Linked DNA regions of Homo sapiens: region 2 is linked to region 1. A link is an interaction called in ENCODE POLR2A ChIA-PET data of the cell type or tissue named here. Cell type or tissue: Caco-2. All regions are shown on one strand. Links, peaks and the distances in the headings refer to the core of each region. The heading gives the core; the rest is flanking DNA. Region 1 overlaps PLXNA2 (plexin A2). Region 2 overlaps PLXNA2 (plexin A2).

Region 1 (5,369 bases), core at 151-5,150:
GATTAAAAGAGTTAATACATGCAAAGCTCTAGGACAGTGGCACTTAGCACTAAATGAGTGTTTACTATAATGATTATTATCTTTTGAATAAATGAATAAACAACATGGAATTAGCAAGCTGGTCACATTTTTCCTTAGTGACCTCAAGGGATCGCAGAAAGAGTATAATCTGGTCTAGAGGTGGGAATACAGTTCTGATGAGTGAAACATAAAACAACAGCCAGCAAAAGTCTAACCAATGGGCTGTAGAACTAGATAAGTGGTTCTCAACCGTGGTCCCCAGAGCAGCAGCATCTGCCCCACCTAAGAACTTGTTAGCAATGCAAATTCTTGGGGCCTGCCCCAGCCCAGTGCTAATGAATCAGAAACTCTGGGGGTGGGACCCAGCAATTTGCGTTTTAACAAGCAGTCAGGTGATTCTGATGCACTCTCAAGTCTGAGAATCACTGGGCTAGACTTTGCCCGTCTCTGGTTATCTGTGTACAGTGTGCACCTGGAGATTTCAAACCTCTTACTGCAAAACAGGGGCCTTACCCTGAGGACTTGAACAAACATTAGGCAGAAAACACTCCTGGTAATAGAAGATGATGTGCAATGCATTTAGCACAGCCTCTGCCATTCTATAGGAGCATAATAAGTGTCCATTCCTACCTTCTTTCCTCTTTATCCTACCGAGAGGAGAAAAAAAAAGAGCAAAGGTCACGCTCCCATGGCACTGTTTTTGTGGAATTCCTGAGCTCTTTGGAGTAGAGGGGAGGAGAAAGCTATGGCAAAGAGTTATGAGAAGCCTTGCTTTGAAAATTAATGTACACAATGTGCAGCCAGGTGCCTGTTCCCTACAGGGCATGGGGACAGTGTGCACAGGGACATTGTCACTTTCTGCTGAGCCTGAAGCTCAGCTAGAGGAACAGGTGGGGAAGAATGAGGGTGGGCCTAACTGAGGGAGGAGAGCTTGGCTGCAGCCCAGTGTTCCTGAAAAAGGTTTACACAGTGAGTCAGGCTGGCCCCAGCACCCCCTTGAGGAAGGCCTAAAATACCAAATGAAAGAATAAATCTTCAGGGGTAGGGGCGGGGGTGTTGCCTGCCTCTGCCTTCTCTCCAAGGGGTTCCTATGTGTGCGAGCTAGCAGCACTCCCCCATCTCACACTGCACCTGGGCCCTTGGCCTCCTTGTTGGGAACCCAATTTGGAAGGTATCGAATGAGGGACAATGTAAACACCTGTATCCAGGAGGATGCGAGGAGAAGAAGAGTTCCAATAACTCACCCTTAGGGGAGTGGTTTGCAAAATGTGGTACTCAGATCAACAGCATCAACATCAACTGGAAACTTACAAAATCAGCATTTGGAAAATACAAATTCTCAGGCTCCATCTCAGATCCATTAAATCAGAAATGCTGGGCGTGGGACCCAGTGATCTGTATTTTAATAAGCTCTGCAGGTGATTCGGATGCAAGCTTAAGTTTGAGAACAACTAGTTTAGGGTGTGGGTTGAAGTCTTTTTCTTGGTTTAAAGAGGAGGGACATGTGCTACCACACAAAGGGGCCTTCCCCCTTGCCCTAGCATGTAAGCCCTGACACACAGCATCCCCACAAGCATGACAGCACGCTGGGCCTGGGCTACGGAGAGTCTCTGGTGATGAGGACAGGGGCAGAGGCCCTGTGGGTGGTTATGGGGAGGAGAGAGGCGGGGAGGCTGCCACAACTCATTTTCTCTTAACATGAAAGCCCAGAGGAAGCCTAAGCATCCTCGCCATTGAAGCTGGTAAATTACAGGATGATGATGGTGATATTACCAATAATGATGATAATAGCACCAATAACGTGAGGTCAGACAGGCACTTTCCCGTCCTCGGTCAAGGGGTAAGGTTGCAGCTTTGGTGCATTTGCTTCTGATTTAGAGGAAAACCTGGCTCACAGCCAGCTCCATTTCCCTGCTAGGAGGTGCAGCCGGGGCTTTTGGCTCTTTGTCCTCCCTCCCTTCTGCCGGACCTGTCCTGTGGTCAGGAACCTCCTCCCTCCTGGCATAATGGTCTGCCAAGAGGCAGGCAGCACTCACTCCCCTTCTCCCCCACCAGACCAACCCTTGGTTCACAGACTACACGTCAGCCCTAGAGGTCAAGATCAGAGGGAGAGGCTCAACCTAGATGCTATCCACAGGGTGGGGCAGATGAGGGCCCTGGAGGCTCTATTAGCCTCTCTCAGATAAGCCACAAAGAGAAACTGGAAGGCAAAAACTGTGTGAGTGTTAGGGTAGGAGGCTTCAGCAAATCCATAAATACCTTGAGCTGAAGCCTCCCCTTGGAGATTCTGTACTCTCTCCTGCTGCCCAGGGAAGCCAGAGCAGGGATTCAGAATCTCAAGGAGAGAAAAGGTCATCTGGTAGCATCTTCCTTCTACAGTATCCCCTGCCACCCCCCAACCCCTGCCTAAGGCATCTTTCTTACTCTTCTTTGAGATTTCCCAGGATGAAATACTTCCCCAAATGCTACAGCATTTTCTAGGAGGATCAAAGGGAACAAGCAAATACCCAAGCCCTGGGTCTCTCCCCTCTGGCTGCCTCCTGCCCCGCCCCCACCCTGGGGCTTCAAACACGAGGAAATTAGCACAAGGCCCCCTGTCATCACATGCAGTGACTTGTGAACATGTGCTTGGGTTGTTCCTCCTCCACAACAGGCGGTTTAGAGCAGCTCACTGGGGGCTTGTATTTTTTTTTTTTTTTTTAAATAACTGTGTGTATGTTAAAGTCATTAAGGCTGGGAAAGGGGGTGGAGTGGTAGGAGAGTAAAGGCCATTATATGGGAGGAGAAGAAAAATGGCCTGTCTTCAGGCTGTCAGCAGAAGAAACGCCTCTGCATTCAAGCGGTGGGAGAGGGGCTCCGGTAGGAGGCCTGAGTGGGCACCTCTGCCGGGATGGCTGGGAGCAGGGGCAGAAGGCAGAGAAAACAGGTTCATCACATAGCCTGAGCTTTGGCTGTGGCAGTGGCAGTGGCTATGGCTGCCTGGGTATGGACTGTCACTATTCATTAAAGAGCCACCAAGAGAGAAGAAACCTGGGAAACAAAAACCCAAGAGCTCATGCTTAACTTTCATGTATCAGGCACCGCGTTACACCCTCTGCATCTGCTTTATGTTGAATCCAAACAACATTGGCATCCATCCTAGAAAGGCACTATTATTTACTCCGTTTGGCAGACGAGGAAACTGAGAGTCACAGTGGTTAACTTTACACAGCTAGCAAGGGGTGGAAGAAGTGTGGAGACACGGGTGAGTCTTCAGAGATTTTGTCTGAAGTTGTTGCCCCTCATGAGTATTCGCTGTCATTGCCCCACACCCTAAAGCAATCGAGGGGAACTGGGATGGAAGATATCCCAGGAGGGGTAAAAAGGACTGTGATGAGGGAAATGGGGGTAGGAGGGAAAGGGAGTAACCGCTATTGGCCCTGGCCATGTCAAGCTTCTGGGGTCTCCCCCTGCCCAAGTTTGAGAGGGGATGGCGGAGGCTGACTTCTCTGCGACCCCAAACTCCAGCCTTCCAAGCCTTCCAAAGTTCACTCAGTGAGAAACCTCTAGTGTCCAGGCTCTGAGCCTGTGACCTCTTCCTTCCTTTCAGATTTTAATTTGCTGGACTGGGAGACAAATGCATGTGGGAGGTTCTCTGGAGTGATAGGAACACACTGAGGGCTATAAGAAGCATCAGAGAGGCTTCATGCTGGCTGGGGCCCTGAGGACAATCCCATCTACCACTTCCCGACCCAGGTAGGCAGACCGAGCCTTTTCCTTCTGAGCAAGCCCCTTTCCAGGCACTGCTGTCACCTCCTAAGGCTGAGGAGGGTGGTGGCAGGAGGGTGCAGGGAAGGCCCTGTCTGTTCTCTGGTCTTTCCTTCAGGGGGCCAGACCCTGAGGGGTGCAGCCTAGTTCCCCAGAGCACATGCTCCAAATCACAGCTCCAGTGACAGCTTTTGCTTTCCCAGTGAGGGGGCTAGCTCAGGAGATGAAAGTCTGATCCCACTGGCAGCTCCACAGGCTTCCTTTGCCAAAACACACTGTGAAAAGACCCCTGACCTCCACCTCATACTTTCTCTGCTCCACCTCCCGTCAGCCCTGTTTGCTTCCCTCCTCCCTAGAGAGGGTTAGACAGCCCAGTAATTTAGGGATCACTAGCAAGAAAGGTGCAGAGGTCAGAAGTCAGAGAGGGGCTGGGAGGGGAATCTCACCCCTGCTCTCTGGCAAAACCTCCCACCTCTTTCCGCCATCTGTAGACCAGGCCGTTGTGGGCCCGAGTTCACTGTGAAGGTAGGGATGAGGTCCAGGGATGGGAAGTGGCGGAATACAGAGCGATAGGAGGAGAAGCTGTAATTTTAAATTATGTCCAGAAAAATAGCTTTTGGGAGGCAAATGTTCTCCTCCAACTTTCTTATTTTGAAATTTTGCTAGGAAAGAAAATGTTACACTCCCCTGAGACCGTGTCCCATTTAGGAAGTTCTTTCTATTATCTCATTTCAACTCCTCCCTGCTCTAGCTGCTATACAAACAAAGGCAAATTGACTTAGTGTCTCTCCTGTCTCTTTCACCGTGGCCTGTTCAGTCTAGCTCAGCTCAGCTCAGCTCCAGAGCTTAGAACTCAAGACAAAAGGAATCAAACCAGTAGAAGGAGATGAGCAATGGGTTCATCTCTCTTCCTTAAGAAATCAAAGGCCGGGTGCAGTGGCTCACGCCTGTAAACCCAGCACTTTGGGAGGCTGAGGCGGGCGGATCACAAGGTCAGGAGTTCGAGACCAGCCTGACCACCATGGTGAAACCCCATCTCTACTAAACATACAAAAATTAGCCGGGCATGGTGGTGCCTGCCTATAATCCCAGCTACTTAGGAGGCTGAGGCAGGAGAATTGCTTGCACCAGGGAGGTGGAGGTTGCAGTGAGCCCAGATCGCGCCACTGCACTCCAGCCTGGGTGACAGAGTGATACTTTGTCTCAGAAAAGAAAAAAAGAAAGAAAGACAGAAAAAAGAAATCAGAACCACCAAAAAACTGCAAGAGAATTTTTTGGCAGTTCCATAGCTACTGAAAGCGTCTTGCTCTGCCCATGCGAGTGGCAATGTTGGGACACTGCATTCATGGAATGGAGCTCCGGAAGGGCCTTATGAGGCCGTCTCCTCATTTTGCAGATAGGAAAACTGAGGCGTATTTGCCATCACTCTGCTTGTTTGTAGCAAAACAGGGGCTCTCCTGCTTTCCCCTGTAGTTCTGAGCAAGAAAAGGGGTTTGAAGGGCAGCCTTTCAGCTGGGCAGAGCTGTGCGGGGAGTTTGCATCCAGTACTGCTGGGTTCTAGCCCATTCCTAGGTTGGGCAGCTCAGCCTCTCCTAGAGGAG
Region 2 (5,369 bases), core at 230-5,229, 120 kb before region 1:
TAATGAGGGTGTGCTTGTTACTCAGTCATCACCCTCGGACACTCTGCTGGAGTGATCTTAGAGAAGAAAAGGAGGAAGAAATCATCACAGGCTTGAAGTTAAGGAAAAAAGAAAAAAGAGAACATGTGAAGGTCACGGGCAGCATGGAAATGTTCTTCCCTGGGCCCTGGGTCTGTGTAGGAAAGGAGAAGGCCTGGAACAGCCCTGGTCAGCTGCCCCTGTGTGGAGCTAATGATGGGCCAGGGCCTCTTGGCACACTGTCTCTTCTAGGACATTTTCCTGCTTGGGGCTCATGTTTCAAAAGAAAAGCAGTATATTCAAGCACCTAGGAGAAGAGTGATGACTGAGAGATGGATGCCACTCAAGTGTGCAAGGAAGGGCACCTGTAGTTGGAAAGGCAGGATGCAGGGGTCCAGGGGCTGCACTGGGGAGAAATCAGAGCTGGCCATAGGTCTCTTTCCTCGGGCATCAGCCGAGCCCCCTTCTCAGCTGTGGAATGAGTGGGCAGAGGGCTGTGGTCAGCAGTGGGTTGTAGAAAAGGGTCTGGGCAGGAAGATCTAAGAACTGGAGAGTCCTAAGAAAATCAGGCAGCATTGCAGACAAACTCTAATCTCCTCAACTCTTCTTCCCTTTCATTCCTGGGACCCAGTGCCTGCAGGCCAGGGTGGAAAGGGCTTGAAAATATTTGTTGCAGGCACTTGTTCTTTGAGTTCAGGAAGATAGGGAGTTAAAGGAAGAAGCTAGGGCAGCTGCAGGGAGTGGAAAGGGTTATATTGAGGAAGGAGTATTATGCCAAAGCAAATTCTAGCCCTTAATAATAATAAGAACTACAGTTTACTGATTCTGCCAGGCACTCTACAAGACAGGATCTCATGCCATCCTCAGGCTCTGCTACAGAGCGGGTCTTATCTCCATTGTACAGACAATGAAACTAAGGCTCAGGGATGCTAAGTGACTTATCTATGGCCACAATTCTGGTAAGTGGCAGAGCCCTGATTCAAATCCAGGTCAGCTCGACTCCAGAGCTCATGCTTCTGACCACTCCCCTCTACTGCCAATAGATTTAATGGGATGCTCTGTATGTCTTTCAAGGAAGGGACAGTATGGATATGGCAGCAATGGTAGAGGTGAGGTTGTTGGCAGGGGTGGTGAGAAAGGCTGAGCTGGGTTCCTCAGGTTCTGAGAGCTAACCACTTGTCCCCTCTACCTTCTTGGTTGTAGACAACCATAGGCAGTGGTGTGTGCACCACCACCTCCTTCAAGCCTTGCAAGTCAGCAAGGTTGGTTGATTTCTTGTGGTTTGATTTCTTGAGGCCTCTTGTCTTCCCTGTCTCCTCCCTGTGTCTCTGGTGGCTCTGGGGTCCCTATGTATTGTTAGGAGACAATCGCTGGAGATGCCTAGATTCTCTCCTTATAAAATGGGAAGTTGGACCAAACAGCCATCCAGCTTTGACATCTGAAGACCTGACTCCTCCTGGTGGCAGGGGGCTTCCGGAGGCACCTTAGTGCCACAGATAATCTTTACAATGGGAGCTGCAGATTCCATGGGGCATACCATTTACTGGTTTGGACATCTAGAGGACCACCAAAGCAAATGTAGAAATCATCTATTCCTAAATACCTGTTTTCCAGATGAGATGTTTGAGAAGCAGGGAGCAAAGTGACTTGCTCAAAGTCACCTGGTTCATCCACAGCTGAGCTAAGGCTTGAGCACCAGTCTCCTGGAATGCAACCCAGTACCCTTGCCCCACACTACACCACCTCCCATAGACTTGCATAGATGGTGCCTCGCTCCCTGGGGCGGAAGCACACACACATCTCACATCCATCCCGCAATGGCTGAGTTCACAGGTACAGCAGATGAGAGGGAAGCAGCCTGAGGATCTAAGGGGAATCTGCTCCATGTGGAGCCCCTGTCCCAGGAGGGGCTGAGCTGCAGCCTCAACATGCATCCCATGGTCCAGGAAACTTCCTGTGACTGAATCATCCAGCCCTCCACAGACCTGTGGGGTGCTGATTGCAGGACTAAGCGGGGCCCTTTAACCGACATTAACCTAATTGCTGAGTGATAGATGGCGCAGCACAAGCATATGGTGAATCATTACCGTGCTGGCGAATCCTGCCCGCGCCCAGGACTCTGCACCGGGTCCTTTTAGCCAAATTCATCTCTCACAGACATCTGTAACGATTGTGCCTGCTGCTCACTGCCCGGGATGGAGGCTTTAATGATGTTAGCAAACTCTGAAACCTCGGGAGTGGTAATGAGCCTGGCACAGCTGGAAACCAGGGCTGCATCCAGCGAGGCATGGGGTGTGCTCTCTGTCTTCTGCCTACCCCATACCTGAAGTGGTGGTTTTCTGGGGCGACCACCAGCCTCTGCAGGAATGCATGGGGATTGTTCCCCTCCCCAGGCTCCTTTCACAGCCTCACGTGCAGCTTCTCTCGACACTTTCTTCCCCGTGGCCCTGGGTGTGGGGTGAGTGCAGTACATTTCCTTTCATAAATAGCACTGAAATTCCTTACATTTGGGCAGCACATTAGGCTAATGAAGGTCACAGAGACTGAACAGCTTGCTAAGGTCTTGGGGCTGGTCAGTAGAGGAGGCAGGTCTAAAACACGGTTTCATTCCAAACCTCATGTGATTCTGAGGGCCAGTTGCCCAGGAATTTGCACTTCTCAGCTAAAAGCCTTACCTCCCACCCTCACCCCATACCCTAGCCCTTTCCTTTGGATTCCTGTGGCATCTCACCAAGTTGGATACAGGTCTGTGTCCAGGGGCCCAAGGGAGGTCCTTGAGGTTGAGGTGGATTTGGGGTCGTGTAACTGAGCACCTTGCCTAGTCTGGCAGGGTGCGGGGCTCTGTAAAGATGGTCTGCCAGGAGGACCTCTGTGGGTGCCCTGGCTCCTGCCACAACAGCTTTCACCTCTTTTTTGGCTCAGAAGCACTATTTGTTTCCTTTCCCTTTTTCCATCTTCCTCATCTCTGTCCTATAGGCCCAGCCAGCCTTTCCTCCAGGACTCATTCCTTGCAGGAATAAGGCTGTCATTGAAGGATCAGACCTGAAGGATCTGAGAGATCAGGCCAGCTCTTTCTTCTCCCTGCTGTGGCTGGCAGGCATCACACAGCCCTCAGAGTCTGGGAATTCACCCCTTTGGACTCTGACCCTTCTCTGGGCCCTGCGAGAATCACGGCCTGTAAGCCTCAGAGCTACACACTGATTCGTGGAATTTCAGACTGCTCCTGTCCAGGAGTCGTGCCCCATCACTGTTATGGAAGGGAAGTAGCCCTGCATTAGGGGTCAGGAGACTCAAGGTCTAATTCTGCCTCAGCCACTTATGCCCTGAATGAACTGGGGAAAGTCATTTCACTTCTCATGAGTCCTTTGCTCTCTCCTGCTTTGCAGAATGATGATAACAATATTTACCTCTCAGAGTCCTTACCAATTAAAAATGAGATAGTGGATGAGAAAGTGCTCTGTTAACTGCAAAGTGCTGATGGAAGATAAAGCGATGTCATTTTTATGGTTGCCACTAAAGGCTGGCTCCGGTGGGGGGGATCAGAGGAAACAACCTGACCTGGCAGAGGGTTAGGATAAGGGAAGGAAGTCCCTGCCCCAAAGTCATGCTCTTGCTCATGCTCCCAGTACCCCCTGCAGAGCTGTGTTCACAGTGGAATCAGAATGGTTTGACCCAACTTCCCTGATAAATCATGCAGAATGATTTGGCTGCTCCCCCGCTTTCTCCTTTGGAGGGGTAGCCTCCCTTTTTCCATCCTCTGACCCCCAGCTTCGTGCCCACCTCCTGCCCACCAACTCCACAGCAGCCACCACTGCCAAATGAACACCCCAAATTGGAACATATGTCACTCCTGGAGCCCCGTTTGCCTGTCCGCAACTACATGCCTATTTTCTAATTTCCAGCTGACATTTCCCTTAGTGAAATAAATGAATTTGCTCCAGCGGAGGCCCTGCTCGGATTAAGCTGCTGTCAGAGCCCCACGCACCAAACAAATTGTTGCCTGCAGCCCACCATACAGGATGCATTCCAATGGGGGCTGACAGGGGAAGGGCTGGGGGAGACCTAGGAGGAAATGCTCAGTCACACTGGCGGGCAGGCAAAGACTGAATGAGGGACGGTCAGGGCCGGAGCCCTGATGCCAGAAGAGTCAGGGAACAGGGAATCAAACAGGATGAGACCCCCTGAGGGTGGAGGTGAGGGAGGAGGGGGCCCTGGGGAGGCTTCTGGGGCAGGTCCATGGGAGGAGAATGTAATGGGAGATCAATCATGGAAAAGGCCCAGGAAGGGAGAGGGGAGAGTCTCCAGTCTCCACTCTGAAGCTCCCATGGGAAAAGGGCTGGCCAGGGCGGACTCACTGCTCAGCGATGATGTATTCCCCTGGGAGGGGCGTGCAGGGCACCCCAGCCACCTGCACATGGTGGGCGATCTCGGAGAAGTCCAGACCCAGGTTCACGCCATGGATGGTCACTCGCGTCCCTCCTTCCGGCGGTCCAGACACCGTCAAAATCTGCAGGAGGGAAATGGGATTAGCAATTTGGTTTGGTCACAGGAACAGAAACAGCAGCACCCTTCCCCCTCCCCCAGGGAGGTTTAAGAACCTCCATAGGTTCTTAAATTCCTCCACCAGGAATTCTGGTGAGTGAGTGCGTTTTGTCCACTTTTTAGCTTATCTCGGATCTTGACATCATGTTCTGTTTTACACTGCTTCCTCGGTTCTTTAAGTCAGTCATTCATTCATCTACTTATTTAAAAAATTATCAGAAAGAATACTAGACTCAAGGCAGAAAACCATGGTTTGAGACATGTCTCTAATTCACTAGTTGCCTGATTGCGATCAGTCACGTAATCTCTCTGAACTTCAGCTTTCTTAGTTGTGAAGGGGGTATAATCATTTCTGCCAACCTCAAAGGGAGTCTGGAAGCACCAAACAGAAGGTGTGCTTGAGAGCACTTTGGAAACCAGAGGGCTTTGTAATTGTGACAGTGTTATTATTGCCCCTGCTGTGTGCTACAGCCTGTTGGGGGTACAATGATGAATATGACAGGAAATTTGGCCTCAAGAAACTTAGAGTCGAGGATGAGATAAAGGCAGTTCATGAATACCACTGATTTGGGGTATACACGGATAAGAGATACAGAGGGAAAGCAGTGGGAGTGTGGGGAGTAGAGACTAGGTGTGGCTGCAGGGGAGAAGATCAAAGATGGAAAGTGCACTTGACACTGTTCTGCAAAAAACATCCTATGACACATGCTAGGACAAAGAAGAAATAACTTTAGGATTTTCCAAATCTTTGCTGGCTTCCTGTTGGCAAGGATTGCTTATTTATTCATTCCTTAATTCAGACCCCAAAC

Evidence for each region. ChIA-PET counts read pairs that join two places held together with the same protein. Peaks named below come from ENCODE experiments on the same cell type or tissue, not always from the same donor. Only the 100,000 strongest peaks of a DNase experiment are listed, where the experiment ranks them.
Region 2: POLR2A ChIA-PET joins it to region 1 with 6 read pairs; 2 of 35 experiments call an interaction of 5 or more read pairs at or near these places.

What each region holds. Positions count from the first base shown.
Region 1 is chr1:208,177,460-208,182,828 of GRCh38, forward strand. All of the region lies in intron 3 of PLXNA2 (plexin A2), which reads right to left. Among named protein-coding and RNA genes, the nearest start is that of PLXNA2, 64 kb to the right of the region's middle. RefSeq lists enhancers at 1,727-2,283, 2,407-3,360. In Caco-2, for the core only: no CTCF peak of the experiment used is centred there; DNase peaks (open chromatin) are centred at 432, 892, 2,122 and 2,572.
Region 2 is chr1:208,056,313-208,061,681 of GRCh38, forward strand. PLXNA2 (plexin A2) reads right to left here. Exons shown (of 32, transcript NM_025179.4): 13 at 4,374-4,525. Among named protein-coding and RNA genes, the nearest start is that of LINC02767, 100 kb to the left of the region's middle. In Caco-2, for the core only: no CTCF peak of the experiment used is centred there; a DNase peak (open chromatin) is centred at 3,199.